2 separate regions of the Homo sapiens genome follow, and region 1 is linked to region 2. A link is a contact called in ENCODE Hi-C or POLR2A ChIA-PET data. All regions are on one chromosome and are shown on one strand. The core of a region is the stretch at or near the end of the contact, and the rest is flanking DNA. Distances in the headings are between cores, read along the strand shown. Region 1 holds the start of TCL1A (TCL1 family AKT coactivator A). Region 2 holds the start of LINC02292 (long intergenic non-protein coding RNA 2292).

The links. Hi-C counts contacts between places; a loop is a spot of excess contacts on that map. ChIA-PET counts read pairs that join two places held with the same protein, here RNA polymerase II (POLR2A). Pooled maps may share reads with other maps.
Region 1: a pooled map shows a loop between it and region 2 (2.9-fold over the local background). The contact joins the promoter of TCL1A here to the promoter of LINC02292 in region 2. A Hi-C loop is called at or near these places in 6 of 37 single-sample maps with no recorded cell type and 4 of 50 pooled maps. POLR2A ChIA-PET finds 5 or more read pairs at or near these places in 1 of 52 experiments (activated B cell).

Annotation. Positions count from the first base shown.
Region 1 is chr14:95,712,707-95,715,717 of GRCh38, reverse strand. It overlaps TCL1A (TCL1 family AKT coactivator A), which reads left to right and starts at 1,593. Exons shown (of 4, transcript NM_021966.3): 1 at 1,593-1,771. The coding sequence starts at 1,652. It overlaps LOC107984703 (a long non-coding RNA gene), which reads right to left and starts at 235. Exons shown (of 3, transcript NR_148060.1): 1 at 11-235. RefSeq lists a silencer at 1,339-1,578 and enhancers at 1,809-1,858, 2,973-3,011.
Region 2 is chr14:95,328,113-95,331,276 of GRCh38, reverse strand. It overlaps LINC02292 (long intergenic non-protein coding RNA 2292), which reads right to left and starts at 1,693. Exons shown (of 3, transcript NR_110127.1): 1 at 1,609-1,693. It overlaps LOC105370637 (a long non-coding RNA gene), which reads left to right and starts at 2,405. Exons shown (of 2, transcript XR_944171.3): 1 at 2,405-3,164.

The DNA.
Region 1 (3,011 bases), core at 344-2,843, 380 kb before region 2:
TTCTGCTTACCCAGACACACAGATCTGATTCTTGCTCCATTGTTTGTGGCATTCTGGATCCTAGGGCCATTGATGAGGCTGGGTCAGTGGCCACACTGGCTCCTGGGTACCCCTTCCCTGGCCACAAAAGTCCATCCCAGCAGCACTATTTAAACTGGACTTATTTCTCACTTCACAGCTCTGGCCTGGGCTGAGACCTCCCCAACAGAGCTTATTAGCGAGCTTGTCATCTTGCTCTGTGGCTATCTAGGTCTGGAGTCAAGAGCCATTCACAGGAAAATCAGCATGAAACCTTTAAGTTTGCATATTAAATATTAACACCACTAAGGGCTACAGTGGAAAAGAGGTTTGCTGAGCTCAAGGGCCCTCACTCCACCCCCAACTTCCCTTGGCTTTTCTCTTCTATGTTGTGTTCCTGGTAAATCCCATTATGTCTCGACTACCTTAGGCCCTCTCAGCCCCTTCTTGGGAATTAGGCTCTCTGGATAGGCAAAGAGGCAGATACCCAGCTGCCAGGTGAATCAGATGTCCTCATCAGATCTCTTAATTTCCACTTTGGTGATATTTCAAAGGATCACAAATTATGTTCTTAGTGCCTGGTCAGAGAACTGGGAAAGAGCTGGAAGATGAGACACCAAACTCCATCCCATGGTGATGTTTGAACCAGGCTGGAGCTGGTTTCACATGTTTTTCATTGTGCATGACTTTCTTAATTGCCTTAGTGGGAATGCGTTACTGCAAAATAAAGTGAAATTGTTTTCCTTATTGCTTGTAATTTACAGAGGGGTGGTTTTGATCATATAAACCAGGCACTTTTCAAATCCATTGATCTTAGGGTGGAAGGAGGGATTTCTTTTTAAGTATTCATTTCGAACTATGCTTTCACTAGTAAACTCAAAGCCCAAGGGCAAAAACCCATGATTCTCCATTTTGTAATAGCTATTAGATGTCCACAGCACATCAGACCTGTGGAAAACGCATGCTTTGTGTATGGAAGAGGGAGAGGGAGCGTCAGGAGTTGTCCTTTGCCAAAAAACGTACTCTGACACTCAAAGGCACAGGCTGGTGGAGATCCAGGGAACCCGGGAAAGCCCAGGCCTAACTCAGGCCCGCGCGGGTCTCTTCTGATCCCATAAGATGAGGAGTGGGTCCTGGCTCTGGGCATCCTGGTGTCGACTGTGAGTTCCCAGCAGAGGCCCAGAGTCCCGGTCCGGCAGCCGAGGGAAGCGGGGGGGTCTTCCAGAAGAAGAAAGGGCCAAGGTCACCCCGGTGCCTCTCCAGCAGCAGCAGAGGGCGGCGGTCGGTGTCGCTGCTGGCCGGGGCCTCGAGGAAGGCGCGGGCCAGCTGGGGCCGGGTCTGCGTTCCCAGGAGCTGCCACCGTTCCAGGGAGCAAGTCAGGCCGGGACGTAGCGCCTGCGCGGGACCCTCACTTGCCACCAAGACCCCCACAAACCCCGCCCCATCCTGCCTTACGCCCCGCCCCAAGGTCGTTCTCCCGACCCGGGGTCCCGCCCCAAGGCCGTCCTCCCGCCCCGCCGCTTGGTGGCGGCCGCATGCTGCCCGGATATAAAGGGTCGGCCCCACATCCCAGGGACCAGCGAGCGGCCTTGAGAGGCTCTGGCTCTTGCTTCTTAGGCGGCCCGAGGACGCCATGGCCGAGTGCCCGACACTCGGGGAGGCAGTCACCGACCACCCGGACCGCCTGTGGGCCTGGGAGAAGTTCGTGTATTTGGACGAGAAGCAGCACGCCTGGCTGCCCTTAACCATCGAGGTACAGCCAGCTTTGGAGCGGATGGCGAGGCAGCAGGGGCAGCCCCTGGGAGCTTGGGATGCCCTAGGAAGGGCGAGGACTCAAGGAGCACTCACTATGGGGCAGGGAGGATCCCCACAGATGAAGCCACTTTGAGCCGGGCTCTGGAGGATGAATAGGAGTTCTCCAGGCAGGGAAGAAGGGTGGGAAAACCGCAAAGGAATGTCGGTCAAAGGGGTGGACCCAGTGCCTGTGGAGTGTGACTATAATGTTGACTACAGCAGGCATTTTCTGGGCTTCGGGGTCCTAATCCTTAAAAATGGGTATCTCTAAGTGACTCATCCATATGGCCGATTATCGGAATCATCTCAGGTGGGTCCCAGAAATCTGTATTTTTAAAAAGAACCCTCAACAGTTTAGGGTCAACCAGGCATAGCAAACACTGGCCTAGAGTGTGAAGTATTTTCCACTACCTCTGGGCTTTATTTAGAAAACAAATTTAACAAGTGATGTCGTAGTATAAGCGCCGGTATTGAATCAATATTGACTTTTTTAATGTGTGATGCCTTAAGATGGGTCCTTAATCCATGTTAAGTTTTTGTTAAAGAAATAGATAAGTCTTTTACAAGTATTTGGATTTACTCAATGAAAAAGAGTCAAAAAATGTTCAAACTCTCTCCAAACATACACTGAAGAAAGCATAAAAATTAAAAAATATATTAGAACACGTATGTCCAGTAGCAATCAAAAATTATTGAGTGTTGACTGTGTCTCTACAGATGGGAAACTGAGGCACAAAAATGTACATTTGTCCGAGGTAAGATTGCTAGTAGGTAATGGGGTTGGAATTCTAGGCTCTTAACCACCACAAAATCTGCATTTTTATTGGCATTTCAATTTTTTAAATATGTTTTTACTTTAAAAATCAAGTTAAATACTTACTTTTTTAAAATCAAAATTTGAAGAAATAATTTGAAGATTCAGTGGATTTCTTTTTTTAAATCTCTGAGAAATCTCTTCTTCAACGTGACACCAAAACCACGAACCAGACAGTTTTTCATAAAATCATGATACATGCTCCACAAAAAATAACCCACTAGCAAACTGTGGGACAGATTTTGCCTCACATCATTGAAAAGGCCAGTATTCTTTTTCTCTCTTTCTTTCTTTGTTGTTTTTTTTTTTTCCTGTAGATACAGGGTCTCGCTCTGTGACCCAGGCTGGTCTTAAACTCCTGGCCTCAAGCGATCCTCCTGCCTCT
Region 2 (3,164 bases), core at 444-2,943:
ATTGGTGAAATGAGCTGTACAAAAAAAAAAAAAATGTGGTTGGCTCCCGAGATTGTGCAGTACCCTCCTCTCTTGGTGAACCAAGCTCAAGAATCCACCCCCGGCTCCATCTGGGCCAGCGGCCGCCCACTGAATGGAAGGCACTGAGTTCACTGGAAAACTCAGGACCTGACTTCACCGGGGATCCTGCCCTCTCCAGGTCCTGCCTTCGCTAGCGATGCTGCCTTCAGTAAACAGTTGCACTTGCCTGGGAGTGACACTGGCCTGTAGGGACTGGTCAGATGCCCCCAAGGATAGCACGTGGTCCCTGCTGCGTGCCTACTCTGTGCCAGAAAAGTTCTCCACATCACGTGTATATTACTTCATTGAAAAATCACTGCTATCTGGGCGTGGTGACTCATGCCTGCAATCCCAGCACTTTGGGAGGCCAAGGCAAGAAGATTGCTTAAGGACAGGAGTTCGAGACCAGCCTAGCCAACATGGCGAAACCCCGTTGCCACTAAAAATACAAACAATTAGCCAGGTGTGGTAGCACATGCCTGTGATCCCAGCTACTCAGGAGGCTGAGTCATGAGAATCACTTGAACTCGGGAGGTGGAGGTTGCAGTGAGCTGAGATCATACCACTGCACTCCAGCCTGAGTGACAGAGTGAAACTCTGTCTAAAAATAAATAAATAAAAAATAAAAGTCACTGCCACCTCCATTTTACAAGAGGTACCGAGTGGATATGTTACTTCCCCAGGGCCTCACAGGGAGGAAGTGGTGGAGCTGGGATTTGAACCCGGGCTGTTGTTTTTGTAAAGGATCGAATAAATGCTGTGAATGTACTGATCTATGATAAGCTAGCTGCATGAGATGGAGACTCAGACACAGATGAAGCCAAAGCTGAGATGCAGAATTTACTGAGAAATCGCATTGTATCTCACAAGAGCAAATTGCTAAGCCCACCACGTATCCAGGCTGTGCCGTCCGATTGAAGAGCCTGTGCTCTGAACTCCATACAGCCTCCTTCCTGCAGCTGAGGAGCTGGAGGCCTACGGGAAAATGGGCTCTAGATGGCTGAGTTTCAACGGGAGCCTACCAGTGTCCCTCCCCAGCCTCGCACCTGCCGTGGCTCCATAACCAAGAACCCACTCTCCCTCTGGATCCGGCCCTCCACCCTTCCCTCCCAGCTCATATGCTTGGCCCAGGCTACACTGAGCTCCTGGACCACACCAGGCAGTTTCACACACAGCAGCTTTGCTCACCGGGCTCCCTTCACTTCCCTTGACCATTGCCCACCAGGAAAACATCCACTTATCTTTCTTGGCTTCATTAGGCCTCATCACCTCTACCAAGAGAACAACACTGGACACCAGATGCCCTTTGGGACACACCAGTGTGAGGCCACCCTCACCCTGCTGTGTGACCTTGGACAAGTGACTCAACTTCTCTCAACATCAGTTTCCCCATCTACAAAGTAGGAAAATGTTGTTTACCTCATGGTTTGTTGTACAAGTTAGAAAAAATGCACATCAAGCCTCTGACATGGCTTCTACTAAAAACATGGTACTTATTTTTAGAACGTTTTCCTGCCATCTGCCCCAGAAGAATTGAACTCTGTATACCTGTATACACCTCAGACTCTCTGGACATACTTGTGTCTTTTTTTGCTAGCACTTCTCACAAGCTGGCATCTTGTGTATTTTCCTCTGTTTATGTTCTGTCTCCTTCATTGCGGGACTTATTAAGGTGCAGCTCCTTGGGGGCAGGAATCTTGTCTGTCATGTTCATCACCGGATTCCAGGGCTCAGAATGCTGCCTGGCACTTGCTAGGTCCTCCATTAAAGTTGGCTGGTGAAATGAATGAACAAATAAAGGAATAAAAAAAGGAACAAATGAACCCATACCCACCTCCTGCATTAATCTTATCCATCAATCTGTCCCCAGCTCCCAGCCCAGTAACTGACATGTGTGTTCAGCGGGGATTATAGAACAAATCTTATCAATTCTGTGTTTATGCATTTATAAAACACAATTTAACGACGCACTAAATCAGATCAGCATGAATGAAGCTTTCCAGATGGGCACTGAACCAGGATTCTCTTTCTTCGTGTCTTGCTTTCTCAAAACTGGTCCACATTATCCTCCCCAGCAGCATAAGAACTGCCCAAATTGCCAGCCTTAGAATCATGAGCTAATTAATGAGACTGCTTTGAGTCACTGTGCTTTGCTTGTAGGTATGATCGCCCCACAGCCAAGACTAACTGATGCAACAGAGGAAGGGCTCCCCGAGGAGGGGAGGGCTGAGCTGGATCTGAATAACCAGAAGAAGACTAAGAGAAAGCAGTAAATTCCCGGTGGAGGAATTTCGAAGGTGTGTGTAGGAAAGTCATTTGGAAGGAGATAGGACAGCACTTTTTTTTTTTTTAACACCTTATTGAACATCCAGCCAGAAAATGTACAATTGGCAAACTACCCCCTAGAGAATAACACGCTTGTACGACCAGACCCATATGAGAAACAAAGCATGACCGGCACCCCAGAGGCACTCCTTACGCTCCTTCCATTTCCCACCTCCCTCCCAGGCTAACCACTATCCTGACTTTTCTCATCACAGATTGTGTTATTTTTGTAGCGTTTTTTCAACTGGACTCTGCATTGTGCATTATTTTGTATCTGGCTGCTTTCACCCCATGTTAGAGTTGTGAGACTCATCCGTGTTGTTCTCTCCTTTTCCTCTTGATAAATCGTATTCCATTATTTACCCATCCTCCTCCTGATGGATCTTTGGGCTGTGTTGGCTATGGAGAATAACACTGCCATGAATACTCCTGAACACATCTTTCAAGGAATATATTTGTACACTTTTTTTTTTCTTTTTTCAAGACGGAGTCACGCTCTGTCACCCAGGCTAGAGTACAGTGGCGTGATCTCGGCTCACTACAACCTCAACCTCCCAGGTTCAAACGATCCTCCTGCCTCAGCCTCCTGCCTCAGGCCTGGGATTACAGGCCTGCATCATGATGCCCAACTAATTTTTGTATTTTTAATAGAAGACAGGTTTTCGCCATGTTGGCCAGGCTGGTCTCAAACTCCTGACCTCAAATGATCCACCCACCTCGGCCTCCCAAAGTGCTGGGGTTAACAGGCATAAGCCACCACGTCCAGCTGATATTTGTAC